Regions from separate parts of the Homo sapiens genome. Here all the other regions are linked to region 3. Evidence: chromatin loops called from intact Hi-C (ENCODE). Cell type or tissue: endothelial cell of umbilical vein. All regions are shown on one strand. Region 1 has its middle 14 kb from the start of MIR450B. Region 2 has its middle 60 kb from the start of PLAC1. Region 3 overlaps PLAC1 (placenta enriched 1). Region 4 has its middle 51 kb from the start of PABIR2.

Region 1 (8,000 bases), 95 kb before region 3:
CCACACCCAGCTGGTTTTTATTTTTTTATTTTCATTTTTAGAGACAGGGTCTCACTCTGTCACCCAGGCTGGAGTGCAGTGGCACAATCACAATTCACTGTAGCCTCCAACTCCTGGGCTCAAGTGATCCCCTAGCCTCAGTCTCCCTTGCAGCTGGGACTACACTCATGAGCCACCAGGCTTGGCCGAAATTTCTACTTCTGTAACAAGGAGAGCAGGCAGTGAAGTGCTATTCAGCAATGTTTTAATTAGAAAGGAAATGGGCAGGGCAGAGATACAGATAAATTGCTGTTTTACCATCTTGCCCAACACGGTTGTAATCAAGCCTACACAAGTATAAAGGTCATTAGCCAGTAATTGACTGGCCTATTTCTTCCATCTACAAGAGACTAATTTTAAATATAAAGACGCAGAAAGATTAAAAGGATGAGCTTTTTATGCTGATAGCACTCTCGCAAACCTGGTGAACATTCCTAAAAGTCACCAGACTTTCTGTAAGAAGTTTAGGAATCACCAATACCACAAAGTGACACAGTACAAGAAGGGCAAGCATTCTCTTTATGCCTGGGGAAAGTGGCGTTATGACAGGAAGTAGAGTGGCTATGGTGGGCAGACTAAGTTGATTTTCCGGAAAAAGGCTGAAAGTACTAAGATTATACCGAGACATGAGAGCATTGAGCCCAATTGCTTTTCTCAGAGAATGCAAACATTTTGAACTGGAAGGAGATAAGAAGAGAAAGGGCAAAGTGATCCAGTTCTAGCGTGATCTTTTTTATTGTGAAGAAAATACAATCTTGAGGTTATGTTCACTTCATTTGGTTACAGCTGCCATTTAAAAAACATATATATATATATATACAGAGTCTCACTCTGTCGCCCAGGCTGGAGTGCAGGGGTGCAATCTTGGTTCACTGCAACCTCCACCTCCTGGGTTCAAGTGATTCTCCTGCCTCAGCCTCCTGAGTAGCTGGGATTACAGGCATGTGCTACCACACCTAGCTAATTTTTGTATTTTTTGTAGAGATGGGGTTTCTCCATGTTGCCCAGAATGGTCTCAAACTCCTGGCCTCAAGTGATCCGCCCTCGGCCTCCCAAAGTGCAAGGATTACAAATTTGAGCCACCATGCCCAGCCTACAGTTGGCCTTTGGGGAGGGAATAAGCTAGAGCCATCATTAAAATTCCCTTTGTGGAGAAATTTATGCTTCGTGAAAAAAAGAAAGTAAAAGGATGGAAAAAATGTGCAACAAGTGTAAGAAAGCTTCATGGTTATATTAATATAAGACAAAGTAACTTCAAGACAAAGAGAATTACCCAAAGAAAGACGGCCATTAGATAATATAAAATAAACGATTCACTAGGGACATGACAATCCTAAATATGTATGCACCTAACAACAGAGCAAAACAGTTCATGAGTAAAAACTGACAGCATTATATAGAGAAATAGACATATCCACAATCGTAGTCAGATATTTTAACACCAGTCTCTCAGCAACTGATAGAACAAATAGACAAAAAATATCGGCTGGCTCACGCCTGTAATCCCAGCACTTTGGGAGACCAAGGCGGGCGAATCATGAGGTCAGGAATTCAAGACCAGCCTGGCCAACATGGTGAAACCCTGCCTGTACTAAAAATACAAAAAAATTAGCTGGGCGTAGTGGCCGGCGCCTGTAATCCCACCTACTCAGGAGGCTGAGGCAGGAGAATCGCTTGAACCCGGGAGGTGGAGGTTGCAGTGAGCCAAGATCAACCCACTGCACTCCAGCCCAGGCGACAGAGTGAGACTCTATCTCAAAATAAATAAATAAATAAATAAATCTATAAGGATATAATGGAGATCTGAAATTTACTGTCAACCAACTGCATCTAATTACAGAGCAGTATACCTAACAACAGCAGAATAGACACATTCCTTTCAAGGGCACATAGAATGGTCACCAAGATAGAGCATATTCAGGGAGATACGGTAAGTCTTAAAAATTTTTTTCATCAACTTTTATTTTAAGTTCCAGGGTACATATGCAGGATGTGCAGGCTGGTTACAGAGGTCAACATGTGCCATGGTGATTTGCTGCACAGATCTTCCCATCACCTAGGTATTAAGCCCCGCATTAGCTGTTCTTCCTGATGCGCGCCCTTCCCAGCCCCCCCGACAGGCCCCAGTGTGTGTTGTTCCCCTCCCTGGGTCAATGTGTTCTCATTGTTCAACTCCCACTCATAAGTGAAAACATGCCATGTTTGGTTTTTTGTTCCTGCATTAGTTTGCTGAGGATAATGGCTTTGAAATCTAAAGTATGCTCTCTGATCACGGTGAAATTAAATCATAAATCAACAAAATAGAAAAAAATTCCCACATTGTAGTAAGTCAACTAATACTTCCATGCAACTCATGGATCAAAGGAGAAATTAAATGATAAATTAGATTTACAAATAAATAAAATGCTGTACTTATGTTGCTATTTCCTGATTTTACATTTTATTTTTTTATTTATTTTTAATTTTTAATTTTTTTTTTTGAGACAGGGTCTCACTCTGTCACCTAGGCTGGAGTACAGTGGCATGATCTTGCCTCAGTGGAACCTCTGTCTCCTGGGTTCAAGCAATTCTCCTACCTCAGCCTCCTAAGTGGCTGGGATTACAGGTGGGCATCACCATGCCTGGCTCATCTTTGTATTTTTAGTAGAGACAGGGTTTCACCATGTTGGCCAGGCTGGTCTCAAACTCCTGACCTCAGGTGATCTGCCTGCCTTGGCCTCCCAAAGTGCTGGGATTACAAGTGTGAGCCACCACACCTGGCCTGATGTTACATTTTAAATATTACCAATTGACTGGCAAATATTGAAGATGAGGATTTAACTGTCATATAGGCACACACACATTTATCCTCTTTCCATCCTCCCAACAAAGTTTTAGCAAGTTTTGCTTAATTTACATTTGGTGTTTTCATTAAAATGACTAAATAAACATTGTTCTCTGCTGAGTGAGGTACTGTACTATGATAACATATCCTCTGTTGTACATTGTTTTGCTTTTCTTGTCTCCGCCCACCGCTTCCCTCTCTGTCTCACTCTCTTTCCAAATACCAATGAAGGCAATGTAAGGATATAATCATGAAGAGGGCCTTCACCACGAACTATGCTTTGCTCTGATCTTGGCCCTCTAGCATCCAGAACTGTGAAAAATAAGTTGTTTAAGCCATTATGTCTACGGCATTCTATTATACCAGCCCCAAACCACTGACACGGTGTCTTAAATCTTTATGTGTTTGAGGCCGGGCGCGGTGGCTCATGCCTGTAATCCCAGCACTTTCGGAAGCTGAGACGGAGGATCATTTGAGGTCAGGAGTTCAAGACCAGCCTGACCAACACAGTGAAACCCCGTTTCTACCAAAACCACAAAAATTAGCTGGGTGTGGTGGCAGGCGCCTGTAGTCCCAGCTACCTGGAGGCAGAGGTTACAGTGAACCGAGATTGTGCCACTGCACTCCAGCCTGGGCGACAGACCGTGTCTCAAAACAACAACAACAACAACAACAACAACAACAAAAAACAACATTCATGATGTGAGGTATTTTATTATCTTTGATTATGTGTTGGATATTAAATTTTTTCTTTAAAATTTTCTTATTTTTAAAAATTTCTTGTTTCCAGCAGGGCGCAGTGGCTCACGCCCCAGCACTTTGGGAGGCCGAGGTGGGTGGATCACCTGAGGTCAGGAGTTTGAGACCAGCCTGGCCAACATGGTGAAACCCCGTCTCTACTAAAAATACAAAAATTAACCAAGTGTGCTACTAAAAATATAAAAATTAGCTGGGCGTGGTAGTGGGCACCTGTAGTCCCAGCTACTCGGGAGGCTGAGGCAGGAGAATTGCTTGAACCTGGGAGGCAGAGGTTGCAGTGAGCTGAGATCGCTTCACTGCACTCCAGCCTGGGTGACAGAGTGAGCCTCTGTCTCAAATAAATACATAAATAAATAAATAAATAAATATTCTTGTTTCTTATTGTTTCTTATTTTTCTTTTAATAATTTTTTTTTTCTTACAAACCCTTGTGTCAAAGGCTGACTCTCCATAGATCACAGTGAGAGAACTGCCCCGCTGTGGATGAAACCCTCACACAGAAGCAGGTCATCTACAAATGCTTTAGCGCCAGGTTTTGCACAAACATGCATTGCATGACGTAGACATTAGATTTTATTTTAAATAAATAGTTTGAAGCCCAGGATATTGTTGTATTCCTCCAAAGAATACTTGTACTTTTATCCTCAGGTGTCTGGGGCTACTAGCTATCTGAAATCAACTGAATTTAATTTCAGGGTATGAGATTTTTCTGGGTTACTCGGATGAATGGAATGCAGGCTACAATGCATGTGAGAGCTAGTTTACTTCCAAGTCATCTTTACTCCTAGGGTAGAGTGTTTCAGGATACCACCCCAAAGTAGGGATGGTTTCCCAGAGTCTCCATTATTTATTTATTTATTGAGAGACGGGGGTCTCCATATATTGCCCAGGCTGGTTTCGAACTCCTGAGCTCAAGCAATCCTCCTGCCTCGGCCTCCCCAAATATCTGGACTATGGGCATGAGCCACCGCACTCAGCCAGAGTCTCCATTTTTGACTGACCCTGGACCCTGGCTTTTGTTCCCTATCTCTGAGCAAAAGTGATGCCCAAGATTTGGATTCATCTCTCTGGGTTCTTGCCCTCTTTGGAGCTCGATGCACTACCTTCTCACTGTCTTGTTAAGTATTTTATACTTTTGAGGATATTTGTAAATGATTTTGTCCACCTTCTCTGATATTTTTAGCAGTAGTGTTAGTCCAAATTACCTAGCCTGCGATTTACAAAAGCTGGTGTCTCTCCCTCATTTTGCATTCACCCTCCAGTAGCTTCCTGAGAAAGAGTACAATAAAAGGAATTTCTGAGACTGTGCATGTTTGAAAGTGTTTATATTCAAGCTTCACACTTAATTGTTGGTTTGGCCAGGTATAGAATTCTCTGTTAGATGTTAATTTTCCTTCAGAATATTGAAGGCATTGCTTCCTTATCTTCTGTCTGCCAACACAGTATTTCTCTGGAAAAATCCAAAGCTATTCTGATTCCTGATCCTTTGTGTATAACCTATTTTTCCTTCCGGAATCTCTTAGAATATTTTCTTTTTCTTTTCTTTTCTTCTTTCTTTCTTTTTTTTTCTTTTTCTTTTTTTTTTTTTTTTTTTTTTTTTTGAGATGGAGTCTTGCTCTGTTGCCCAAGCTGGAGTGCAGTGGCACAATCTTGGCTCACTGCAACCTCCGCCTTCCAGGTTCAAGCGATTCTCCTGCCCTTAGCCTCACGAGTAGCTGGAATTACAGGTGTACACCACTACGCCCAGCTAATATTTGTAGTTTTGGTCGAGACGGGGTTTTGGAATCTTATTTAAATTCTTGTTTTTGAAATGTACACAAAAGGTGACTTGATGTGGGCTTTCTTCATTCACTCTGTTGGGCACGCAGTGTTTTTATTATTTGAAAACTGGAACTTTATGTCTTTCAGCTTTGGATATTTTAATGTATCATTTCTTTGATAATATTCTCTCACTTTTTTCTTACCCCCTTTCTGGCACTCTTACATCACATCTGGAACAATCCTCTAATGTCCTTTTCCTTTTCCGGTCTGTTTTACTGTTCTTTGCCTTTTTTGTTCTGCTCTCTGAGTGGTATCTTGAACCTTTAATTTCCTAGAGCTCTTTCTTGTTCTTTAAATGCCCCTTTTTTTTTCTTCTTGGTGAATAAATAAATTATCTTATGCCTCTGAGAATATTGTGGATTTCTAAGAATTGCTCTTTGTTGTTTGCATTGTTTCTTTTTCATCTGAGTTTCTTTTTTTCTATTTGTTTGTTTCAACCTTACAGGCTTTTTATTAGTGTCTTGGCCAGAGCCAGGAGTAGGGTGAGGCAAGCAGAGAGCCCAGGGTGCAAAATGTCAGGGGTCCCTCAGGCTCAGGTCCTGCAAGTGCAGGGTTGGCAATTGAGAGTGAAAGCCTCCTTACGTTTTGCACTCAGAGTGCATTGCTTACCTCACTGATGTCCTAGCCCTGGGCCCTGATCTTGGCTGTCCATACTTAGGGTTGAGATATCCATAAGATGACTGGAAGTTCTGTGGCATGAATGGGGCCTGTCCGCCGGCTTCACTCTAAAATGATTGGACCATGCTGGGCGCGGTGGCTCACGCCTGTAATCCCAGCACTTTGGGAGACCGAGGTGAGTGGATTGCTTGAGCTCAGGAGTTCCATACCAGCCTGGGCAACGTAATGAGACCTCATCTCTACAAAAAACACAAAAATTAGCCTTGCATGGTGGCGCGTGCCTGTAGTCCCAGCTACTCAGGAAGCTGAGAGGGGAGGATCGCCTGAGCCCAGGAGTTCGAGGCTGCAGTGACCCCAGATTGCACCACTGCACTCTAGCCTGGGTGACAGAAGGGGACCCTGTCTCAAAAATAAAACAAAATAAAAATAAAATAAAATAATTGGACCAGAACACAGACATTTAATTATGGCATCTCCAAATGTAGACTATCTTAGTTTGGGTTCCTTTCAAAGCAGAGGCTGAGAAGAGGATTTGAGAACAGGTGGTTTATCTGGGAGTTGGTCCTGGGAAATTGGGGAGAGGGAGCCAAGAGAGTGAGACGGGGAAAGAGGAAAAGCCAGTAAAAAGGTGCATTATGAATGAGGTCATCCCTGTAGGAAACAGGAGGCTTCCTTGGAAACATCCACAAGGCTTTCAGAATTGTCCACTGAAGAACAGGAAGCCAGAGCCTTTAAACCAAAGCCCCCACCCCCATCATGGAGGCTTCTCCCTGGGATGAAGGGAGAATGGTTTAGTCTGCTGTTAAAAGTCAGCCAGTTAAGAGAAGGCCTTGAAACTGAAAGCAGAAAGAGACTTAATGCTCCCTCAAGGGCAAACGCTGTGCTGCCTGCATGAGGTCAGGCTGATCTTGTAGAAGACAGTGCACTTCAGCAGCTGAAATCGGTGGGGCTCAAGGGGAAGGGACAAGAGGTACTAGAGACATCTGCTACGGAGAGTAAAAGCCAGCCTACTCCTCAGGGCAATAAGGTGGTTTCCAGGGAGCTCAATGGGGAAGGGCAGCAGGGGTGGGGATGGTGGGGTTGTCATGCGTTTAGACTTTTACTAATTGTCCCGGTTTTCATTTGACACGTCATTCCCATCCTCAGCTGTGTTAACTGTGACTAGGATCGGGTGTTCTAGAATTCATACTAGTCCCACCCACTCTGCATATTGATGGCCTTCTCAGCCCACTTGGGCCAAGATTTGGCCATGCCAGGCTGCCCTCCACATGTACGCCCGCCCTCTGAACCCTGCTTGGGCTCTGAAACAATGCTCCAGGCCACCCCATGGCATGGATACCCTATATGCCCCACCCACACTCTGACACTCTATGCCAGGCTGCCCCCGACCACATGGGTGAGCTACTGACACCTCAGGATCTGACATCAAACACTAGCCCACCCTCCTTCCCCGGTTTGAGCTCTGACACCCCAGGCCAGGCTACCCATTGGCAGTAGTGTCCTCAGCTGGCTTGGCCTTTGACAGCCACACTGGGCCCCACCCCTGACATGGCTGGCCTCACCTCGCTCACCATGCCGACCCCCAGTGGGTGCCTTTCCCCCACACACACACCCTTTTTTTTGAGACGGAGTTTCACTCTTGTCACCCAGGCTGGAGTGCAGTGGCGCAATCTTGGCTCACTGCAACCTCCACCTCTCAGATTCAAGCGATTCTCCTGCCTTAGCCTCCAGAGTAGCTGGGATTACAGGCGTGCACCACAACGCCCAGCTAATTTTTGTATTTTTAGTAGAGACGGGGTTTTGCTATGTTGGCCAGGCTGGTCTCAAACTCCTGACCTCATCAGGTGATCCACCTGCCTCGGAGTGCTGGGATTACAGGCATGAGCCATTGCTCCCGGCCGCCTTCTCCTTTTATCTCAGGTTTGGAAACCTGCAGGAGG
Region 2 (8,000 bases), 97 kb after region 3:
ATCCATCCAAAATTGCAGTAAACACACGCAACATAAAATTTAACGTTTACCATTTTAACCATTTTAAGCGTACGATTCAGTGGCATTCAGTACATTCACAATGTTGTGCCACCAGCGCCACCCTCCATCTCCAGAATTTTTTCATCTTCTCGGATAGAAACTCTGTACCCATCAAACATTAGCTCCCCATTCCCCTCTTTCCCAGCCCCTGGCAACCCCCATTCTACTGTCTGTTTCTATGAATTTAACCATCCTAGAAACTTCATGTAAGTGGAATCTTGCAGTGTTTGTCTTTGAGTGACTGGCTTATTTCACTTAGCATAATGTCCTCAAAGTTCATCTGTATTGTAGTATGCATCAGAATTTCCTTCCTTTTAAAGGCTGAATAGTATTCCATTGCATGTGTGTACCATGTTTTGTTTATCCAATCATCCGTTGATAGACATTTGGGTTGTTTCCACATTTTGAACTCGCCTTTGAACTGTGTAAACATTAGGAATGCACACCCAAAGTGCTGAACATTTCAGGAAGAGAATGAGGTATCCCATCCCCCTCTCTCCACAATCCTCGTCTTTGATCATCACACCCCTCTGTATATATTGATAACACAGATCAGTTGCTAAGCACTTGGCACACTTTATGGCATTTAATCCTCACAACAATGCAGTGAGGTAGGTGTTATCCTCATTTGACAGAAGGTTATACTGAGACTCAGAAAAGCTAAGCAACTTGCCCAAAGTCAAACAGTTATAAGTAGCAGAGCTGAGATTTGAAACTCCCACTCAGGCTTGTCTGACTCCAAAGCCCACTCTAAACCACCACTCTAGTGCCTACCCAAAGCCCAGGGGCCCTTTGCCACCAGTCTCTACTTGCTTCTGATTTGGGGTTGGGTTGGTTTTTAAGAAAAGTAGAGCTGGCGTTAAACACTGACAAACCAGTGGCCACGTGCACTTGGAAGGGTCCTTCAAATCTTCAAATCCTGCCCACGGCCCCCCACCCCCCTAACACACTGAGTTCTGAAACCGTTCTACCTTGGGCTACTGCTATTCAAACCGAGCAGAGAGCATTACTGAGATGCTGGGATTTGTTTTAACCTTGTTTGTCAATTAACAGAAAGACTGACCTAGAAGACCAGGGACTTCATTTGTGTCCTTGGATCTGTAGCTCTTTCATAAGCTATTTGTTTCCCTCTCCTGGGGCCCTCTGCTCTTGTCTGCCTTGAATGGACTAATTAATTACAGAGAAGCCCGGCATTTTGAAATGCTAGAAGAATTAAGCTAGAGGCTGTTGGCAGATGTTTACCTGTTAGTGTCTTAGATACCTGAGTGACACTAGGTTCCACTAAGAGGAAGAAGACCTGAAGAACTTTGTGGCTGAGACTGGGGTGTGTGTGTTACGGAGGGGTGTCCCTGGAGGTGGGAGAAGGCCCAGTGGGGCAGGAAAGTTGCAGACATAAAACACAAACTTCCCTGCCTCAGTTTTGCCAGGAGATGGCTGAGTGCACAGCTCACTCTGACACTGCCCCAAAGGCCGGCCAGAGTGGCCATGCACATGCTGGTCCTCTGGGCAGCAGCAGGCCCAGCTGGGTAAACAGAAGTGCAGGAGCAAAACAAGCCAATCAATCACAGCACAGCTCCAGCCTACCCCAGTCCCCTCCTCCCCTTTCCTTTCCAGCTCCCCCGGGTCTCTCTAGCAAGCAAGTGGGCCCAGGTGGCCTTTGATCTGTCTCCTTTGCTCTTTACAAGGGGGAAATGTATCTATAGGAAGAGTGAGCTCAGCCCCACCTGTGACCCACCCCTAGGGTTCCTTGCGGGGAGCCACGAGCTTCACACATTCAGCTGCTAATGGCAAAAAAGACAGGCAGACCTGGGATGCTTGAAAAACTTAATGTTGGCTTATGGTAGGAGGGCCTGGGGTGGTTGACCTTCAAGGGTTACAGAGATCAGTAGGGCATGTTATCCTTCTCAAGCACTGGAGCATGGGCTATAGCCTATGCTAAGCATACAGAGCCCTGTCAGGGTTGAGCTGAAACTTTGCCATTGCCCTTTTGCCTTGTGGCTTGAGTTTTCCATATACTCCCTGTGTTTAGGCGTGGAGCTCCCACATTTTTGAGATCCCTCATCCTGCTAGCAAATGGATGTATTATCCAGTGTCAAGTCACTGATTCCCAGAGGGCCTTCTTCCAGAGGCCCACACAGTGTCATGTTCCACTGGGCGAAGATCTTCTGACTGCTGTATCCCCAGGGCCTAGAACCATGCTAACACAGAATTTGTGCCGATTAAATACTTGTTGAGTGAATGAATGAACTGGCATAGCGTAACGGTTAAGAGGTTAGTCTCTGGAGTCAAACAGACGGGAATTCCAGCCCAGTTCTGCCAATCTGACCTTGAGAAAGTTTACTTACCTTCCCTTGGCCTTGGTTCCTTGTCTGTAAAATGAGAATAATAGTACATAACAAGACTATTGTGGGAATTAAAAGAGATAATGCATGTAATGCACTTACCCAGTGCCTCACCCATAATAAATCCTCAGTAAAATGATAGCAATTTTCATTATCTTGTATACCAACTCCAAGCAACTGGCCCAGGCTGCTGGGAGTGCTGATCTGAGGATTCTGTGGTCTAAACCTGACTCAGTGAAAAAGAGTACTTACTCTAAGGCCTTCTATGGGTAAAGATGGTAGAAATAGGAAGGCATTTGCTGGGTACATGTGCGTGCTGGGTACGTGTGCGTTCTGGGTAGATGGCCAAACTGAAACCATTTGAAATAGTCTTCAGGGAGAAGTACATTGCGCACATATGACAAGTAGCTTTTTTCTTGAGACAGAGTCTTGCTCTGTCACCCAGGCTGGAGGGCAGTGGTGCAATCTCGGCTCACTGCAATGTCTGCCTGGGTTCAAGGGATTCTCCTGCCTCTGCTTCCAGAGTAGCTGGAATTATAGGTGCGTGCCAAAAATTACCCCTGCTAATTTTTGTCTTTTCAGTAGAGACAGGTTTTCACCATGTTGGCCAGGGTGGTTTACAACCTCCTGACCTCAAGCGATCCGCCTGCCTCAGCCTCCCAAAGTGCTGGGATTACAGGCTTGAGACACCGCACCCAGCCAGACAAGTAGCTTTTATCAGCCACACATGTGGGGGTGAGGAAAGAACTTTGCCTTCAGTGGGGACTGTCCCCCAGAGTGAGGCCTGTCTCCTAAAATTCTAGAGCCATTCATTAGCCCATTACTTGCCTAAGGGTTGGAAATAGCATTCTGATTTTTCGTCAAAAAGGCCCCAGTCTGAGTCTGTTGTCAACAAAGAGGCAGGCCCCAATGAGCAGTCACTCACCTAGTCCTTAGTGGAGTCTTTGCTCTGTAAGCAGAATAGCTGCCTCACCATGTGCTTGAATTTGTCAAATGTCACACACTCTATTTCAAACATGTGAGATTTGACATCATGTGAGCAATATTGCACTCATTTCCAACCCTATTTGAACTTCAAAGGGCATGTCAGCCACACTGGCCCTACCTAAATGTGTGACACTTTTGATCAACTGGTACCTGATGGCCAAGAAGACTTAGAGGCCCATGTGTAATCAGAAGTGGAGCCCAGAAAGGGAATTTTGATTAAAGGTAAATGAACTCAAGTCTTGGAAAGTTTGAGTTAAACTGGAAACACAAAGCACATGAGGTCAGAGCAAGTCTTAAATTCTCTATCTGAAAACACTCCAATGACATCACCTTGCATCTGGGAGTGTCCTTGGGGTCTGGAGAAGTGTAAGCCAGAAAGCCTCCCTGGAGAAAAAAAATTCCCCAGAATCTCTCCAGAGACTTAGCTCCTAATAAAGCTGTGGAGTGGGCTGTAAGGCATACTGTGAGGGTGGGGTGTCACCTTTTTTTTCCCACTGCCTGATCCTGCTTCACTAAATAACAAATTTGCCCATGGGCATTACTTGAAAAGTACGTAAAGATCACCCTGCTCTCCAGAAGTACCTCCTTCTTGGACTTCAGTGAGTCACCGTTTTTACAGCTTTGGGGCTTGACATTCCTCACGTTCAGGGAATTTGGACAGGATAACTTAGGGAGGCCTTAGCAAACAAGAACACGTGGCTCAAGCAAGTGGATGCCATCTGGCCAGTTAGTAAGGCTTGCAGGCAAGGGACACCCAACAGGAAACCAATTATGAAAGTAGTCTCAGGGCCTGCAGCCCCGCCTGGAGGGAAGAGATCTTAGAGATATCCTAGGGCCTGGCTACTTGAGGCCACCAGGGCCTGGATATAGCAGCAGAAAGGGGAGATTTGAGGGCAAAGGAGACAAATGTTTATATTTTGCCTGGAGCCATCCTGGGCAGTCCTCTTCTCATAGTCCCCCTTCTCTAGCAGAAGGAGGGGAGACAGTTGAAAGATTGCCCTCTTCCTTTTCCATGCTCACCTCCCTTTCTTGCCAAATGCAGGAGGTTCAAAAGGGGCCTGTGAATAATTGTGTGGGACAGGCTGCTGACTGGCTGCTGACTGATAAAGAATTTGTGATAGTAATTTTCTAAATAGAGGAAATTTCACCCAAACCCTTTTCACCTCACACCTGGGCAAAAAATATTCAGAATAGGCAAATACATAGAGACAGGAAGCAGATTAGTGGTTGCCAGGGGGAGGGGAGAATGACGGCTTAGTGTGTGTGGGGTTTCCTTTTGTCATGCTGAAAATGTCTTGAAACTACATAGTGGTAAGTATTGCACAACACTGTGAACATAACAAATGTCACTGAGTTGTACACTCTGAAATTGTTGAAATGGCGAATTTTATGTTATCTGTATTTTATCACACAAACACAAAAATCCTCAACAAAATACTACTAAACTGAATCCAACAACAAATAAAATGAATTACGCACAATGACCAAATAAAATTTTTCCTAGGGATGCAAGGTTGGTTCAACATAAGAAAATCAGTCAATGTAGTATGCTGCATTAATGGAACAAAAACTACCTGTTAATCTCCATAGATGCAGAACAAGTGTTTGACAAAATTCAATATTCCTTCATGATAAAAGCACTCAGTAGGCCAGGCGAGGTGTAATCCCAGCACTTTGGGAGGCCTGTAATCCCAGCACTTTGGGAGGCCGAGGCGGGTGGATCACTTGAGGTCAGGAGTTTGAGACCAGCCTGGCCAACATGGCGAAACCCCATCTCTACTAAAAATAAAAAAATTAGCTGGGCGTGGTGATGGGAGCCTGTAATCCCAGCTACTCGGGAGGCTGAGGTGGGAGAATTGCTTGAACCTGGGAGGTGGAGGTTGCAGTGAGCTGAGATCATGCCACTGCCCTCCAGCCTGCATGACAGAGCAAGACTCCGTTTCAATGAAAAACAAACAAACAAACAAAAAACACTCAATAAACAAGAACTAGAAAGTAACTTTTAATCTGGTAAAGAACATCTATGAAAAACCCACAACTAACATCAAATTTAATGGTATAAAACTGTAAGATTTCCCCCTAAGATCAAAAACAATACAAGAATGTCCACTCTTACCACTTCTATTCAATATTATACTGGAAGTTCTAGCTGGGCTAAATAGGCAAGAGAAAAAAATTAAAGACATCCAGATTGGAAAGGAAGAAGTAAAAAATATCTCTATTTGCAGGTGGCACAACCTTAGTTAGAAAATCCTAAAGAATCCACAAAAAACTATTAGAGCTAATAATCAAGTTCAGCAAGGTTGCAGGATGCCAGAAAACACAACAATCAATTCTATGACTAAGCACTAACAATGGACAACTTGAAAATCAAATTAAGAAAACAATTCTATTTGCAATAAAATAATAAACTAATTAGAAATAAATTTAACAAATGAAGTGCAAAACTTGTACACTGAAAACTATAAAACACCATTGACAGAGAATAAAGAAGGCCTTAGTAAATGGAATGACATTTCTTGTTCATGGATTAGAAGACTTAATATTGCTAAGATGGCAGTACTCCCCCAATTGTTCTACGGATTCAGTGTAATCTCTAATAAAATCTCAGCTGGCTTTTTTTTTTTTTGGCAGAAATTGACATGTTGATCTTAAAATGTACACAGTAATGCAACAGACCCAGAGCTAAAAGTGTAACAACTAAAACTAAAACTCAGAAGAAAACATAAGTGTAAATCTTCCTGACCTTGGATTAGGTAAGAAATTCTTAGGATGATAGGACAACAAACACGCAAGTGACAAAGGAAAAAAAAGAGAGATAAATTGGACTATATGAAAATGAAACACTTTTATTTCTAGAGCACAGTGTCATAATCATAGCTTAATGCAGCCTTGACCTCCCGGGCTCAAGCCATCCTTCCACTTCAGCCACTTTAGTAGCTGGGACCACAGGAGTGTGCCACCACACCCAGCTGAATTTTTTTTATTTTTTGTAGAGATGGGCTCTCACTATGTTGCCCAAGCTGTTCTCAAACTCCTGGGCTCAAGTGATCCTCCTGCCTCAGCATCTCGAAGTGTTAGGATTACAGGCATAGGCCACTGTGCCTTCCTAGCATGAAGCACTTTTGTACTGCAAATTAAACCACCCAGAAAGTGAAAAGGCAACATGCAGAATGGGAGAAAATATTTGCAAGTCATATATCTGATAATGGACTTGTATCTAGAGTATCTAGAATTCTCACAACTAAACGATAAAAAGACAAATAACCTAATTAAAAATGGGCAAAGAATCTGAAGAGTCATTTCTCCAAAGAAGATATACAAATGGCCAATAAGTACACGAAAAGATGCTCAACATCATTAGCCATTAAGGAAAGGCATATCAAAACCACAAAGAGATACCTAGTGAAGACATCTATTAGGATGGCTATAATCAAAAAGACAGGCTGGGCATGGTGGCTCACGCCTATAATCCCAGCACTTTGGGAGGCTACAGCAGGAGGATCACTTGAGGCCAGGAGTTTGAGGCCAGCTTGGGCAACATAGAATGACCCCACCTCTGAAAAAAAAATTAAAAAATTAGCCAGTATGGTGGCACACACCTTGTAGTCCCAGCTACTCGGGAGGCTGAGGATTGCTTGAGCCTAGGATTTTGAGGCTACAGTGAGCTATGATCGCTGCCACTGCACTCCAGCCTTGGAAATAGAGTGAGAACTTGTCTCTTAAAAAAAAGACAGGCCGGGCATGGTGGATCACACCTGTAATCCCAGCACTTTGGGAGGCCAAGGCGGGTGGATCACAAGGTCAGAAGTTCAAGATGAGCTTGGCCAAGATGATGAAACCCCGTCTCTACTAAAAATACAAAAATTAGCCAGGCATGGTGGCATGCGCCTGTAATCCCAGCTACTCGGGAGGCTGAGGCAGGAGAATTGCTTGAACCTGGGAGGCAGAGGTTGCAGTGAGCCGAGATCATGCCACTGCACTCCAGCCTGGGTGACACAGCAAGACTCCGTCTCAAAAAAAATAAAAATAAAAATAAAAAAAGGCAGATAATAACAGGAAGTGTTGGCAAGGGTGTGGAAGAATTGGAACGCTCATACATTGCTGGTGAGAATGTAAAGTGGTGCAGCTACTTTGAGAATGTCTGGCATTTCCTCAAAAATTTATAAACATAAATTCCCATATGACCCAGTAAGAGAAACGAAAACATGTGCCCACCGAAAACCTTGTAAATCAATGTGTTCTTTTTATTATTTTAGAGATGAGATCTCTCTGTGTTACCCAGGCTGGGCTTGAACTCCTGGGCTCAAGTGACCCTCCTGCCTCAGTCTCCTGAGTAGCTGGGACTACAGGCACATGTCATTGCACTCGGCATAAATGAATGTCTATAGCATTGCTATTCACAGATAGCCAAAAGATGGAAACAACTCAGATGTCCATCAGCTGACAAATGGATAAAGAAAATTTGGTATATCCATACAATGGAATATTATTCAGGTATAAAAAGGAATGAAGCACTGATTCATGCTACAATGTGGATAAACCTTGAAAACATTCAGCAAAGTGAAATAAGCCAGACACAAAAGGCCACATATTACACGATTCCACTTA
Region 3 (8,000 bases):
TGCATTGTCATGGAATTCTTGCCACACCAATCTGACTATATAAGCCTTTCCATGTGCCCAGCTCTGTGCTATATTCAGTTATACTCAATAAACTCAATATTCAAAAACGAATACCCAATAAACATTTCCTGCTAACACACGAATTTTACTTATTTACAAACCACTGCATTTTCACAAAGTCCTTAAAACTTCTGGACCTGCTTGTATCATTGCTGCAATAAGTGGCTTCTCCAGCACCTGCTCTGCTTACCTCATATGGCTGTTTTGAGGATAAAATGAGAACAGGGATGGGAAGGCCCTTTGGACACTATTATTGCTGCTGGGTCAAAGCACCGACTGGAACTTTTGAGCTGATGTGACTGCACCAATTGTTCCTCCCTTTTCCCTACATAGAACTTCTGGGTTTAATAGTCAAACATGGTTTCAGGGCTCCTCAACAGTTTCTAGCAGAGTACAAGTGTTGAACAGGCCAAACCCTATGTTTTGAATAAAGTGACAAAGGTCCGACTGTTTTTGTTCCCATGCCCATGGATGGACCACTGAGCATGGCCCCGGGCAGCAAGGTAGCTCCCAGACAGAGCTATCCATATCCTCAGGAAAGAGCTTTGGATCTTCTTAAGAACTTGCTTATCAGCACAGGTACCATTGGCATTGCTATTTATTAAGCACTTACTATGTTTCCAGCACATTATATACATCATCTCACTTTTTTTTTTGAGACAGGTTCTCACTCTGTTGCCCAGGATGGAGTGCAGTGGTGCGATCATGGCTCACTGTAGCCTCAACCTCCCAGGCTCAAGCAATCCTCCCACCTTAGCTTCCTCAGTTGCTGGGACTACAGGTGTGCACCACCATGCCTGGCTAATCTTTTATTTTTATTTTTATTTTAGTAGAGACGTGTTTTCGTTATGTTGCCTAGGCTGGTCTTGAATTCCTGGGCTCCAGCGATCTGCCCACCTCAGCCTCCCAAAGGGCTGTGATTACAGGCGTGAGCCACCATGCCCAGCCTCATCATCTCACTTATAATCCTCACAACAACCCTGTTATTATTCCCATCTGCCAGATGAAAACTGAGGCTCAGAGAGATTAAGTGACTTTCCCAAGGTCACAGAGCTCTCTGATTCTAAAGCTGAAGTCATGCAACAAAGATGTCTGCCTTATAGGCTGTACTCTGGGGTTGACAACTGAGGACAAGGAATTAGAAATGTTATCAAATAATACCTTATTTTAGTCTACAACAATTGCCATTCAACTCCTATTAGCATGGTTAATACCCTGCAAATACGACAGAGAAAAAGTCAAAGCTTGGCACTATGTCCCATGGGTACCTATCCTTCAGAGGCAGCAGAAGGAAGAGAACCAGACCATGCAATTGACAGAGACAAAGCCACCTTCTTAAAAAATTGCAGTTGAAGCTGCATACTTTAGGACTCACAAACACAATTATAGTTCCACCATTTTTTTCACCCAGTTTTTCTTCACCTTTTTGGGTGTTAACCCTTTTGAGAATTTGAGGAAAGCTGTAGATCCTCTCAGAAAAGTATGTAAAAGCAAAAACACAATTCTGCACATAGTTTCAGAAAAATTCACCCAGCTTCCCATAGCTAGTCCAAGAGCAACAGACCCCATGTTTAAAACTCCTGCATTAAGAAAACCTAATTCTGGCTGGACGCGGTGGCTCATGCCTGTAATCCCAGCACTTTGGGAGGGCGAGGTGAGCAGATCACGAGGTCAGGAGTTCAAGACCAGCCTGGCCAACATGGTGAAACCCCATCTCCACTGAAAATACAAAAATTAGCCAGGCATGGTGGCATGCGCCTGTAATCCCAGCTACTTGGGAGGCTGAGGCAGGAGAAGCGTTTGAACCTGGGAGGCGGAGGTTGCAGTGAGCTGAGATTGCGCCACTGCACTTGAGCCTGGGTGACAAAGCAAGACTCCATCTCAAAAAAAAAAAAAAGAAAAAAGAAAAGAAAAAGAAAACCTAATTCTGTGTTTTAGAAAATGATAAACTAGAGATCAATGATTTCTTTAAATAACAAGCCGATCTAGGGCACAAAAATAAGGATTTGCTTTATGAAAATTTTGTTTTCAATGTCTAATTGCCTGCATGAGGTACACTTACAATGAACATATCTCTATTTCCCTAGTGCCCCATGCAATTAGAAATGATGATGGCACAGACGACCATCATAACTGTCCAGAACAGAAAGCTGGAAACTATAGGTACAGTAGGCAGTAAGTTTTTTGTTTGTTTGTTTGTTCATTTGTTTTGTCACTGGAGGGTGGACAGTGACTCATCAGATAGGAATAGCTTTACTGGATGGGGACTAGACTATATGACTTTATTAAACAGCACCATTCAGTATCATGAGTCAAAGGTTCTAAGACCCATGTAAACCTGGAGAAGACTCAGACCACAAGTCTGTTCCTGCTAAACAGCTTATGGCTTCATGAAAGGCCAGACACCTGATGGGACAAACTAAGTAGATACTGGCTGACTTACTTGAGTCTACAGTCAACCTTCTTATAGTGGCCCATGTTATTTCAAATAGCAACTGTTAGTTCCTTGCCAACTAGAGGTCCCATTGTTCTTTTACAAAAATATTAGATAATCCAAACCCAAGTCATTCCAACACCATTTCCCCCTGGCCTCTTGTATTTTGAGTTGACAAGTTCTTACCATAATCTTCAATAGCATTGTTAGTCCTAGCCTGATATTTCTTCTTCTAAGCCCACTTCCAGTGTTTAAGCCCTCATATAAAAGGTGCTTAGTTGTAAGTCATAGATCCTATGTGGTGGTCCTATAGAACTTTCTTCTTTAAAAACCTTTTTCATCTGAAAGTAAGAGGTTGTGTGGTACGTTAGAAGGAGCACTGCATGCGGAGCCCCTAGTTCCATCATCTATTGCCTCTCCACCTCTCCGATACTCAATTCCCTCTATCAGACAGGTGACAGTCCTTACCCTGCCTATCTCACAGGAGCCTCGAAAGATTCAAATAAGATAGTGAGTATACAGATAATGTATTAAGCGTAGTGTTAGAAAATGAGAACTCATAACCATTATTTCATTTAAGCTTCAAACCAACTCCATGAACTACGCAAATCCTTACCATTCTGTCATATATTAATTCACTTTCTTGACATATTCATTCATATATTCATTGCTTTCTTTTTCTCTCTCACTCTCACTTATTCAGAAAACATTATTACTAGGCACTATGTGTAGCTAAAGTATTTACTGAATCAGAAACAGGCTTAGAAAAGTAAGATAACACTTCAAAGCTTACACTTCTTGGGTCACCCTTCACACCCAAGGGAACTGGGACACTCCCTCCTTCCTTCTCCCCTCTCCTCTTGCCAGACCAGTTTGTTTTCCATTACTCCACATTGCCTGTTCCAGAACATTTCCCCCATTAGATGAAGAAATTTTTACTTGCTTATGAAAAATAGATCCTTGGCCAGGCGCAGTGGCTCATGCCTGTAATCCCAGCACTTTGGGAGGCTGAGTCTGGCGGATCACTTAAGGTCTGGAGTTCAAGACCAGCCTGGCCAACATGGTGAAATCCCATCTCTACTAAAACTACAAAAATTAGCCAGGTGTGGTGGTGCGCAACTGTGATCCCAGCTACTTGAGAGGCTGAGGCAGGAGAATCGCTTGAACCCGGGAGGTGGAGGTTGCCGCGAGCCGAGATCGTGCCACTGCACTCCAGCCCGGGCAACAGAGCAGGCTCTGTCTCAAAAAAAAAAAAAAAAAAAAAAAAAAAAAGAAAAGAAAATCCTCGGTCTTGTTTGAGACCTCGGAGGCAGTTAGTCCTGTTTTCTCCTTGTGAGCATGAGGGTGAGGCAGGCCTCTTGGACTTGAATCCTCAATGACTGAACTGTTTGAGTTGTATATGGCTTTCAGAATATGGCTGAGTATGTTCACTCTCTCTTTTTCCCTGCTGCCCTTTTCTATTTTGCAAGTTGTAAATAAAATCTGTCACCCCCAAATGCACCAGGTGTCTTCCACTTTCTAATTGAGCAAGGCAGACTCTTTTCCAGCCAACAGTCTTAAAATATTTACCCAAATTTTGGGTTCACTGGATTACTGCTTTAAGCTGGTGAGCAACCCAACTGAAGGTCAATGTTTGTTTCCTGAAGTTGTCCAATGGCCGTGTGGTACTCAGACCTGAAAATGATAACGTTACTCCAGATTGCAAACTCCCCAAGGTGCATCCTGGAGATGGAAGCCAGCCCACAATATTTTCTGATCGGTCAGCATAAGTGATCCTCTCTTTTGAGTTCAAGGTGGGCTCAGAATTGAAACTGTCTTGAGATAAAGCAGATCAGCCCCAATTCACCCCTGGGCTCTGAGCAGAGGAATGTGAAAGGCCCCTCCAGTCAGGGAAGGCATCTGCTCCGCTTGGCTTTGGGCTGTATCAGTTGGCAGATGAAGCTCTGTGCAAATGCTGGCCAGACCAAAATGGTGCCGAGACAGCCACAATGTTGTTTAGAAAAAAGAAAGGAAACATCTGCAAATCCTGCCTTGGTGCTGAGCGGGGACAGCCTGCTGCTTTTCCTCATGGGCCCACGGTGGGCTACCTCCTGACTGATCAGAAGGGTTCCCTGAAACAAATGCATTTGAAAGATATTTTCCATCCCCCTCCTCCCCCCTCCACAGGAAATTCTTGTGTTTAGTCATCCTTACTACATGGGCTGAGTCAGCAAGCTCTGCTTTAACCACAGCTGCTTTCAAATGGTAAGTTAAGACCAGTTAGTTGAATGAGGAGGCTTGGCTGAAACACTTTGACAGCTGGAGCTCCAAAATCGGATGGGTAAACTAGAGGAATTGCAATTTGGATACTGCTCAACACCTTCGAGTCCTTCTGGGTGGGCCTCAGTTACTTTTTTAGTACATTGATACCATGGAGCATTCCAGAACTAGAAGGGACAGCACTTTGAGTGCCTTAAGAGATAACTAAGGTGCAGTGGCAAGCTGTGTTGGCCTAAGATTTAAATCCTGGTCCTGCTAATAATTTGCTATATGACTATAGGGCAATTATCTCCTCCCTCTGTGTATTAGCATTCTCAATCCTTAAAATAGAGGTTTGGATATGATGACCTCTAAGGGTTCTTCCTGCTCTGGTGGTCTATGAAACAATCTAGGACAGATGGCCAGCCACTCTTTTCCCAATTTACCAGGGGAAGACACTACATAACCTGTTTTGGGAATGTGGCCCAGCATTTTATCTGTGTGTGGTAAAAATGTCTTCCCTGGGTCTAACCACAATCTGTTTTCTCTTGTTTGGGCCTCTGTAGACATGGAGCACCCTCAGGGAACATTCTTTTCTAAAGATCCTTTGTCAACTACAAGAGCCTTCACGTCTGAGCTCTGTTAAATCCTCTGCAATGGCAGACAATTGCTTATTGCTGGGGTCTCAATGAGCACACTTTCCCTCTCGTCAGATAGTTTTTCATATTTTTGGTCATTATCACTGACTTGTGAACCCAGGGACACTAAGGCTGGGCTAGTTGGACAGTAGCTCTATAGAAAAGGGAAAGTCATCTATTCCAGAGCAGATACAAGTTGTTCTCACAAAAGTTGTCCTAGACCACAAAGAGTCTTGGACACAAGAGGGAGGATGGCCCTGTGGAATCCAACCTTTCAACTCCTGGATCCATACTTGGACATTTGAGCCCAATGGACAAATAGTTAACATTTGCCGAGCACTTAATATGTGTGTGCTACACGTTGTTCTAAGCACTTTACATGCCCACGTGATCTTATCTAATCCTTGCAACTGTACTCTGCAGTAGTGTGATTATTATTCGTATTTTACAGATTAGGAACCTGAGGCACAGAAAGGTTAATTAACTCACTGGAGGTAAACAGCTAGTAAGCACTCTAATCCAGGAATGCTAGCTCAGGGATCTCTGCTCCACACCATTATGCTTCTGAGTGGGGCCAGCTGCATGGGAGGACTGAGGCTAGTACTGATGATTCTGGCTCCTGTGAGGGACAGCCCGCCCCACATGCCGCATGTGCCTGCATCTCTTGTCAGGTGTTGGTTCCTGCCCTGGTTCCCGTGGCATTCTGTGCCCCTTCTACATAGAAAGAAGCTTCCTCGTGCAGAGCTGCAAAGTGTTGACTTTACAACACCGGAAATGGGTCATGTTTTCCTTTTAAAAGGGAAACACAGGGAAAGAACATTATATAAAATTAGTTTCCCCAAACTAAAGAAAGAGTTGGAAAATAGCCACATTCCTCTCTGCTGATAAGTGCATTAGATTTATCAAGTGTCAGAGTTTGGGGAGAACTTGTAGCTTGTCTAGTCCAAGTCCTTCGTGTTACATATTAGGAAACTGAGGCTGAGAAAGTGGTATTAGATACATGCAGATCGAGGGCCAGGAGAGCTCTTAAAAGGTTGGGAAATGGACAGAAATGACACAGACTAATTTATAATTGCCCTTTAAGCCAACCCTACAAAGGAATCTGAAGGACGGATTCATCCACACTGGAGCCACTTTTTCCAGTGGGCTTCCCCAACCCCTTGCATAACAGGGATTCCATAAGCATGAGCTTCAAATGCACTGAGATAACACCCAGCTACCACATTCAGATGATCAAGGTCCATGGCTAAACGGTAATGTTCCTATAACCTTCCTTAACAGCAAACCTGCTTTCAGAATAGATCCCACATCAACAATCACAAAGGACTTTGGAAAAAGCCACTTCTGTTGAAAAAGAAGCTGATCAACCACTGGACTAATGACTGTGATACAAAGAAAAGATACCTCTCAAAGCCTACTATAATGAGAGCAGAATGGAGCCATCTTACTTTTCAGTATTGAATGTGCAGATGTTACTGAAATATTTTCAAGCCAAAGGCTTGTAAAGTATTACTTTAAAATAAATTATATGATAGTATAAATTTTCACTGATCTTAACACAGGAGTCAATATAGAAAAGCTAGAAGAAGAACCTGGGGCTTTGTATGTGGTTAAAACTGCCCAGGAATTGGCCCAGGGGAATAGTATCTTAATGGCTGTTTTCAAAGAAAGATCCTCTTGCATTCCCCAGTGTCAACCCACAATGTATTTTCCAGTATCTTCCTCCTAAACTCAGAAAAAAGGTGTCAGCATTTAAAAATACAAAGTACACAATGGGAGATCTTGCCTAATTTGCCTGCTAATGAAGCAGATAGATAGATGACAGATAAATGATAGATAGATAGATAGATAGATAGATAGATAGATAGATAGATAGGAGAAACCTTATTAAGTATCATGTCTCCTAGGTGCAACTACAGCTAGACTCAAACAGATCTTTAAAAGATCCACATCGTATTTTGGGGCATGATCTATTACAGCCTACTGACTTTCCCACATAGAAAGTCAGCCACATACCATCTTACAAATAACCAAATGAACTCCCCTTCATTTTATATGATAGCTGAAGCCTGATTACCTTTCATAATCAGCCAATATCTTAATTCATCCCAGGTTGCAGCTGGGCTCCAGGAACATGGAAGAAGCTTGGTTTAGGAGGGAAGGCAGAGGGTGAGAGAAATGGGGTATATGTGTACATGTGCATGGCACACAGAATCACTTTTGAAGATTTTTATAGGTAGTCAGTACTTCTAAGCTAGAAAAAACCTGCCTTTGTAGTGTTAGGGGATGACATTTCATTGCAAAAATAAATGATTTGGTCATTACCATTTCATGGTTGCTGGCAACCACCCTCCTCTGCTTTCTAACAATTTCCATTTTAGGCACTGACAAGCCCTTCAAAGTGATTCAGCCAAATATCCACCCAAAGTTGCGTATTTGGCAGTTTCAAACTGAGAAATCTGGGTCCTCTGGGCAAAAATGTCAGAAAGGGCTCCCTCCTTCTTTGTCAATTGTGAAACAAACAGATCACCATGAACAGTCACTGGGGGCTCCTTGGGCAGCCATGCCGAAGGAAAGGGAAAGAACGGAAGTTGTTGGCAGGGGCTGCTTCCTTGGCTTCAGTTTTTGCT
Region 4 (8,000 bases), 120 kb after region 3:
GAAGATGGGCAGACAGGCTTACTGTTCCCTCCATAACAGAGTTGACACTTCCTGATTATCCCTGCCCAGGCACTGAGAGCACAGGACTGTGGCTGCACAGCCTGGAGCATGGAGTACGAAGTAAGGAAGACAACAGTGGGCCGGGCGCAGTGGCTCAAGCCTGTAATCCCAGCACTTTGGGAGGCTGAGGTGGGCGGATCACCTGAGGTCAGGTGTTCGAGACCAGCCTGGCCAATATGGTGAAACCCCATCTCTACTAGAAATACAAAAATGAGCTGGGCATGGTGGCGCATGCCTGTAGTCCCAGCTACTTGGGAAACTGAGGCAGGCGAATCACTTGAACCCAGGAGGCGGAGGTTGCAGTGAGCAGAGATCACGCCACTGCACTCCAGCCTGGGCGACAGAGCGAGACTCTGTTTCAAAAAAAAAAAGAAAGAAAGAAAAGAAAAAAAGACAACAGTGGTCTTCTTTCAACTCTGAGAGGGTTTTTTTAAGTCCAAAGTAGGAATCAATAAAGTTTTGGCAATGGTCTCGGTGCTGACTTCCTTAAGGGGCTAAATTAGGTTCAAATTGATGACTCCTCTGTCCCCTCCTGCATTGGAATCCTCAAATGTGTGTGTTTTGTTCCATTTGGATGTCCTGTCTTTCCCCTTTTAGGGTGTAAGCTACAGCAAGGGCTGGTCCTCCTGTTTCTGTTGTCACCTTCTAGCTGTTGTCATCTACAGGCAGTTGTTAATGTAAAAAGAAAGAAGAAGGAAAGAAAGAGAGAGAGAAAGGAAAGAAAACAGAAACAGAAAGACAAGAAAATAAAAATGAAGACAGAAGTGAAATAGCACATGTTTCACAGCAGGCCACTCTAGGATGGCCACAACAGTGACTTCTTCAGCAAGAAGAAAAACCATGCTCAAGGATTTGTTTGAGAGGGATAAATGTGAAATTACAGGACAAAGAGAAAGAAAAGTCCCACCTAGAAGATGTAACAAGAAAGGCAATGTTTGTGAGGCCAGATAATAACTAACTGACTTGAAAAGAAGTCAAAACATTAGGTAATGCAAAATTCTAAGCCTGAAACCTTGACTCTAACATATATTGCATGTTTTTTCCTAATTCAGTTTTGTCTGTATGACATTCCGGCCAAATGTTCTAACCAAAAGCCCTTGGGGAAAGACTGAACATGAGACAATAGTTCATAATTCAATTCCATCAGCATTCACTGAATGCTTACTATGTGCTCCACTTTCTGTTTGGTGCTGTGGGGAATGTGTAGAAAGCAGAAAATACAGTCAATGCCTGAAAGAAGCTTGTCATTTTATTGGGGGGTGGGGGAGAGAAGACTTCCAAACATAAAACAATTAAAATAATTTAATTAGAAAATAAAGACGTAGTAAAAAACCAAAAGAAACATAAGTTACAGCAAAGATGTATGGTTCAGGCAAGAATGAATAATTAAACACCATAAAAATTCTGAAAACAGTAAGAAGAGGTCTGCAGGATACAAATAAGGTAGCCTCCTGGGATGTAGGGACAAGGCCAGCCAATGTCACTCTCCGAAACAAGAAAAACTCTAGCCATCGATGCTATTAAGACTAGGGTACTATCTCAAAATCAGCAAGAGACTGAGAGTGGTTTCTAAAATCTCAACCACAAGGGATCAATTTAAAGGGCTAACCAATACAAAATAAGTTATCTTGATCTGGTTGTGACGAAAGTTTTTGGTAACCGAACGTGAATACTGAATAAGGACATCTGGATTGTAAGACGTTCTCAGCAAGTGTGTGGCATTGTTTAAGGAAGAGGACGTAAGTTCTTTAGGCCATCAGAAAGATACATTTTGGGCCGGGCGCGGTGGCTCACGCCTGTAATCCCAGCACTTTGGGAGGCCGAGGCGGGTGGATCACCTAAGGATAGGAGTTCGAGACCATCCTGGCCAACATGGCGAAAGCCCCATCTCTACTAAAAATACAAAAATTAGCTGGGTGTGGCACATGCCTGTAATCCCAGCTACTAAGGAGGCTGAGGCAGAAGAATTGCTTGAACCAAGGGGGCAGAGGTTTCAGTGAACTGAGATCATGCCACTGCACTCCAGCCTGAGCAACATAGAGAGACTCCATCTCAAAAAAAAAAAAAAAAGAAAAAGAAAGGTATATTTTGGATGGGACCAGAGGAAACAACCTAGATGCTACTCTTCTCCCCGCTCCCTTCGTTATGATTCCTTAAAGAATAGTGGATACCCTAGAATTATATCAGGTGACCCCGCCACTTATTACCCACATAGCCTTGGGGACTGACTTCATTTCTCCAAGCCTCTGTTGCCACTGCTGTAAAATGGGAATTATCATAATACCTGTCCCCGCTGGGTTATAGTGAGGAGTCAATTAAGTAATAAATGTTGAGTGTTTAGCACAGGGCCAGCCACATAGCAAGGGCTCAGTATATTGTTTTTGTCCATCGGAATAACGTCCTGATTGTCACTAAAGGCTAGATAAACTACTTATGAGTTTTGGCTTTGGACTCAGATCAGAGTCTACCTGTTGACTCTCTGTGCTCTGCTATTTACAAGCTACGTGACTTTGGGCAAACCAGGCTATTGGTTATTATTATTTTTGCAGTTTGCTATTTTTGTACTACCAGCCTGGGTTCCTAGGTACCTTGATACTGGGATTGGAAGTTAGAGGACACAAGCATTTCAGGTCCTGGAAAGACACATACTCCTTGTCATTGAATAAATTGGTGTTCCAGATTACAGTCTCTTCTGAGTCCAGTGTGTGTGTATCAGTCTCCCAGAGTCTCCACTGGGTGATCTGGGAGTCCCTGTCTCAAGGACAAGCCAGACTCTCTTGTCACCATCTACCTTCCAAAATGAGAAAGCTTTTGGCTCATAAAACTAGAAATCCAGAGGCACATGGCTTCAGGGCCAACATAATTCTGTAGCCCTGGTTCCTTTTCCCCACTCTTCTTTTTGTCCTGGCCTCCTCCCCCAGTTGACTTTACCCTCAAGCTTGAGTGAGATGTCTGCAGCAGTTGAAGACCTCACACCCATGTATGACAACATATGGAGTGAGAGAGATCTCTTTCTTAACAATGAGGAAGCTTTCCTCAGAAACCCACTGCAAACTTTCCTTCATCTGTCATTGATATGAATTTAGTCATATGCCCATTCCCAAGCCAATCCTTGTAGCGAGGTATAGCTGAAAAATCCAGAGACATGGCATCACCAAGATTGGCTCAGACTAATCAGGCTCCACCCACTGGAGCTGGAAGCAATCCCCAAAACTATACTTACGTTAAACAATGTAAGAGGTAAAATGGATGGTGGGATGTCAAACCACAATGGCTACCATCTTAAGCGTAGGAGATCTGTACTTCTTAATGTTACAGATAATGAAAAATAACCCTACCATAAATAATTGGCCAGTCCCTGAAAGCCAGTTGAAGTTAAGGTCTATCTCAGTGACCTCTTTGGAACTATAGTCATATCCGCAGTAACAGGAATGTCACTGCCTGGAAAAACAGGGTCCTTTTCTAAAATGGGCTTTCCCTTCTGGCCAGACTCCTTGGTCCAGAACTGCAGTTGATAGGATCTTTGGGAGAGGTTTCCTTGGCCTTTTGTTTGAATATTGTGCCCCCTTTATGATTCTATACATGAAAAGGAAACCAGCCCTTTCCAGCTATGTCAGGACCCTGATTAATGCCTCAGTAGCAAGCACTACCCAAACCACAGTGAGTCCAGTTCCTTCCTTTCCCAGAAGGAAGCTAACATGCTCTCCCTTTGTTGCAAGGTGCTGGGTTAGAAAACACCAGCGTTAGTTTCAGAGGGAGGTAAGTAACCCCTAAAATCTGTTCCCCTCCCCACCTCTCCCTTGTTTTTGTTGAATTTAAAATGAATCAGCTTGAGAATTGAAGACTCACCCAAGCCAAGGTTGAGGATAACACACATTGACATAGGCAAAGCCAGATTACTTGCAGTGCTCAGTGTGACACTCTGTTCTGGAGGGTATACAATCAAAGGCCTGTGGCCTGAGGTTCAGTTCCCATCATCAGCTTCCTCCTTGACCTGTTTTTAATTTTTCAAAACTCCCACCCCTCTTGCAGAATAGTTCCACTTCCTTGTCTGACCTCTGCTTTGTCTCGCTGGGCAGGTTGCCTTGTTCTCCTTCAGCTGGCCAGGCTGGCTGGCTGCCTCATTGTCCCAAGAGACAGGAAGGCACCCTTTACATCTCTCTGCTGTTGGTCCATTTTTACTGCCTTTCTGGAGTTAACATCAAGGACTTTAGAAACATCTTGGTAAAGGCAGATGTAGAGGCTAGATAGGATTGTGGTCACCTTGGCCCTCATTTTTCTTGCTGCTTACAGAGTAGGAAAATTGAATGCTGTTTTTGGACTTGACCCAATACCTCTTCTGTCCAGAAAGCCCATAACTCACTCTCCAATGACTTGTTTGGCTCCACTGGCCATATCACGTATCATATATTATAGATGATATATCACAGTCATTGGCAAAGTTAACTGATGCCCAGGCTCCAGTCACAGATCTCAGCGTCGAGACTGCCAGAGGTAACCATACATTAACATTAGTGAGACATGGTGGGCTGTTAAACCAATCTGCACAATTTGAGGTGAAAGGGTGGAAGTGAATAGACTTCCAAGTCTCTTGGATTAGTATCAGTATAATTTCTTTTGGACTGTAAATACTTCAGAAGATCGTATTTTCTACATTGCTTGGATTTTGTTTTTCAAATCATGTGAATATTGTTTACAGAACATTGTGCTCAATGTTCAAGGGGCTACAGGGTTTCACTAAGGGATACAGGCCACATGCTTCAGAAAAAATAAAAACAGCCCAAGGCAGTATATGCTAAGAGGAATGGTATAGAGTAGGCAATAAGGGGGACAGAAGCACAGAGGACTTTAACCTTAGTTGATGTGTAACAGCTTAAACTCATTTCTAAGCATTGCCCTCAGGCCTTCTCATTCAGGACAATGACATACTCTGGGAGAGGTGGGGTGGAACACCACCGACCACCTAGAGTTAAATGAAACCTCTCATTAACCCATGGCCAATCGGCACCAAGAGCAGCCTGTTTAGTTGCTTGTTTCCTGTGGCTAACACCTGCCTATCCAGGAGGCCAAAAGAGCATATGCCCAAAAGTTTGTGTGGCAGCTTGCATTCTGATGGAGAAGAGAAGATAAATGAGGAGGGGGTGGGGAAAGTGGTGACCTGACCTCCCTGGGAAACACCCTGCTATATTTCGAGTTGCCTGGTCACTCAGCTTAATGATTTTAAAAGAAGACATTATTTTGTTCGGTGGCCTGTAGTGAAGTTTGCACTCTGCCAAGGAAGAGAAAATAAATGTGTGTGGGAGTGGGGAAATTGTAGGGACCTCCTTGGGAAATTATCTGCTAGTCACTCAGCTTATTAATTTTTAAAAGAGACATTATGGGATCAGAAAGAGAATCCTGGCCTGAGAGTCAGGAAACTTGCTGTGTGGTGGTCCTGTGAGCAGATGCACGGAGAACATCAGCCTCTGGGAACCCCAAAGAGGCATTCATAATGATGATAATGCCACAAATATTACAATGTACACCACTTAACACTTTTCAAAGCACTTTTGCATTCACTACCATAAAATCATAGAATATTAAGAGCCAGGAAAGGACTTCAAAATTATCCAGTATGGCTTCCCACCCTAGACAAGAAGCCCTGTGAGAAAGCCAGTTTAGCAAGTAGCACAATCTCCATTTTATAGAAAAACAAACAGGATTTAGAGTTTAAGGCCAAGGTGATCCGGTCAGTTAGTGACAAAATTGGCCTTAGATACGCTAATGCCAGGTTCTCTCTGTGCTATCACATGTCTCTTTTGTTTTTAAAGATACAGGTTCAGCTGCATGCAGTGGCTCACGCCTGTAATCCCAGCATTTTGGGAGGCCGAGGTGGGCGGATCACTTGAGGTCAGGAGTTGGAGACCAGCCCGGCCAACATGGTGAAACCCTGTCTCTACTAAAAACACAAAAATTAGCCGGGCATGGTGGCAGGCGCCTGTAATCTCGGCTACTCAGGAGGCTGAGACAGGAGAATCACTTGAACCCGGGAGGCGGAGGTTGCAGTGGGCCAAGATCACGCCACTGTACTCCAGCCTGGGCGACAAGAGAGAGACTCCATCTCAAAAAAAAAAAAAAAAAAGTACTGGTTCTAGTCACCTTCTGGGCCTTACCATGTAAGTTTACATCTAATTGTTCTCGAATTGCTTTAGAAGCTTCAGATCTGTAAACCCAACTAGAGTACAAATCTTTGAGGGCCAGATTCATATCTGATACCGCTACTGAATCGCCTGTCTTCTCCCCACATCACCAATGGTAAGGGATCTTGGAAGATATTTAACAAATGCCTGGATGAACAAATTGAAATTCTAAAATTTCTGAGTGACTCCTTATCTCTTAGAGGCATGCCAAATTCTACTTTCAGCAGTTTTATTCTCATCTTTGAAAACTTAATTTGGTCGTAGCTACTGGTGTTACTCAGGCAGCTTGAATTACTCTGGTATCAGGGTTTAAATGGGGGGAACGTCTTGATATTTTACAGCAGATGGATGAAATGACTGGCAAGACAATTACCTAGGTCTGATATTGGCAGGTTGAGGCTCTAACATCTGTTTTATTTCTCTTTAAATCCCTAGCTGGAACTATAGAGACTGGAGAAGTCGTATTGTCCCTTACTGGCCACTGGAACATATTGAACAAGACACATTTTGCTTACTTTAAATTTTAATGTTAGAAGAAGAGTTCTAATCAGGGTTACTCACTGTCATGGGTTTTTGACACGAATCAGCCTTTTCTAAGAGTGTTAGGCTGCAATGAAAACAAGAATCAGGCTGGGCATGGTGGCTCACACCTGTAATCCCAGTGCTTTGGGAGGCCAAGGCAGGAGGCTCACTTGAGCCCAGGAGTTCGAGACCAGCCTAGGCAACATGATGAAACCCTGTCTCTACAAAAAATACAACAATTAGGCGGGCTTGGTGGTGCCTGCCTGTAGTCCTAGCTACTTGGGAGGCTGAAGCATGAGGATTGTTGAGCATGGAAGATAGAGGTTGCAGTGAGCCAAGATCGTGCCACTGCACTCCAGCCTGGGCAACAGTGTGAGACTCTGACTCAAAACAAAACAAAACAAACAAACAACAACAACAAACAGGCACGGTGACGTTTGCCTGTAGTCCCAGCTACTCGGGAGGCTAAAGTGGGAGGATCCCTTGAACCTGGGAGGTTGAGGCTGCAGTGAGACATGTTCAGGCCACCGTACTCCAACCTGGGTGACAGAAGAAAACAAGAACCAAATGCCTACACAGAAATATCCACAGGACTGACGAGGTAGCCAAAGAGTGCACTTGTTTCTGAAGTCAAAAATTTGAGCTTGTTGAGATATTTCTATCAAAAAATCAAGATTTTAAATTGCTGCCTAATACCTGGATTTTAAAGAAAACTCTGTTCAGTTCATAATTAATTCTTTTCGTGTTATTAACATATAGAAAAATACTAGCTGATCAGTTTCCATTTCTATCTGCTCATTCCTTTAATTTTTCTCCTTTCCCACAAATAGAAGCTGTATTGCAATAAGCATATCTTGCCCCTGGCCTCCATTCCAAGAACATCTGGAAAGAGTGTTAGTTAAATAGCAATGGGCTTACACAGTGCTATAATTTTTCTAGCTATAAGGAAGCCCCCACCATCTCCACTCCTATCACCAGAGAGGCGTGGGTGAGCTACCCGAAAGCTCTTTTGCTTGGAGAACAAGCAATGGAATCTTGCAGATAACCCTAACCAAACACCACCCAGGCAGAAGGGCCCTAACCTGCCTAGTGAGATTCCTCTAAATACATTTTATACTATCAAGGCTTAAATTCATCAGAAAAAAAAACCAATGGAATTTATCAGAAGATGTTTAAGAGAGAGTAACAGAGCTGCTGGGATATACTCAAACATAACTTTCTAAGCCTAAATTGCATAAT

What was found. A loop is a pair of places that touch in the nucleus more often than their neighbours do. Peaks named below come from ENCODE experiments on the same cell type or tissue, not always from the same donor. Only the 100,000 strongest peaks of a DNase experiment are listed, where the experiment ranks them.
Region 1: a loop joins it to region 3, with 7 times the contacts of the local background. A loop is called at or near these places in 2 of 110 quality-filtered maps.
Region 2: it touches region 3 in a loop (9-fold over the local background); 2 of 110 quality-filtered maps call a loop at or near these places.
Region 4: a loop joins it to region 3, with 5 times the contacts of the local background. A loop is called at or near these places in 4 of 110 quality-filtered maps.

What each region holds. Positions count from the first base shown.
Region 1 is chrX:134,522,240-134,530,239 of GRCh38, forward strand. It overlaps the pseudogene RPL36AP54. Among named protein-coding and RNA genes, the nearest start is that of MIR450B, 14 kb to the right of the region's middle. RefSeq lists a silencer at 6,885-6,984. In endothelial cell of umbilical vein, no CTCF peak of the experiment used is centred here; DNase peaks (open chromatin) are centred at 3,052 and 6,812; H3K27ac peaks cover 871 bases.
Region 2 is chrX:134,714,458-134,722,457 of GRCh38, forward strand. It overlaps a transcript of PLAC1 not described here. Among named protein-coding and RNA genes, the nearest start is that of PLAC1, 60 kb to the left of the region's middle. In endothelial cell of umbilical vein, no CTCF peak of the experiment used is centred here; DNase peaks (open chromatin) are centred at 1,594, 4,074 and 7,484; H3K27ac peaks cover 3,206 bases.
Region 3 is chrX:134,617,708-134,625,707 of GRCh38, forward strand. All of the region lies in intron 1 of PLAC1 (placenta enriched 1), which reads right to left. Among named protein-coding and RNA genes, the nearest start is that of PLAC1, 37 kb to the right of the region's middle. In endothelial cell of umbilical vein, no CTCF peak of the experiment used is centred here; DNase peaks (open chromatin) are centred at 4,614 and 6,144; H3K27ac peaks cover 3,058 bases.
Region 4 is chrX:134,742,168-134,750,167 of GRCh38, forward strand. It overlaps a transcript of PLAC1 not described here. Among named protein-coding and RNA genes, the nearest start is that of PABIR2, 51 kb to the right of the region's middle. In endothelial cell of umbilical vein, no CTCF peak of the experiment used is centred here; DNase peaks (open chromatin) are centred at 3,664 and 4,334; H3K27ac peaks cover 2,040 bases.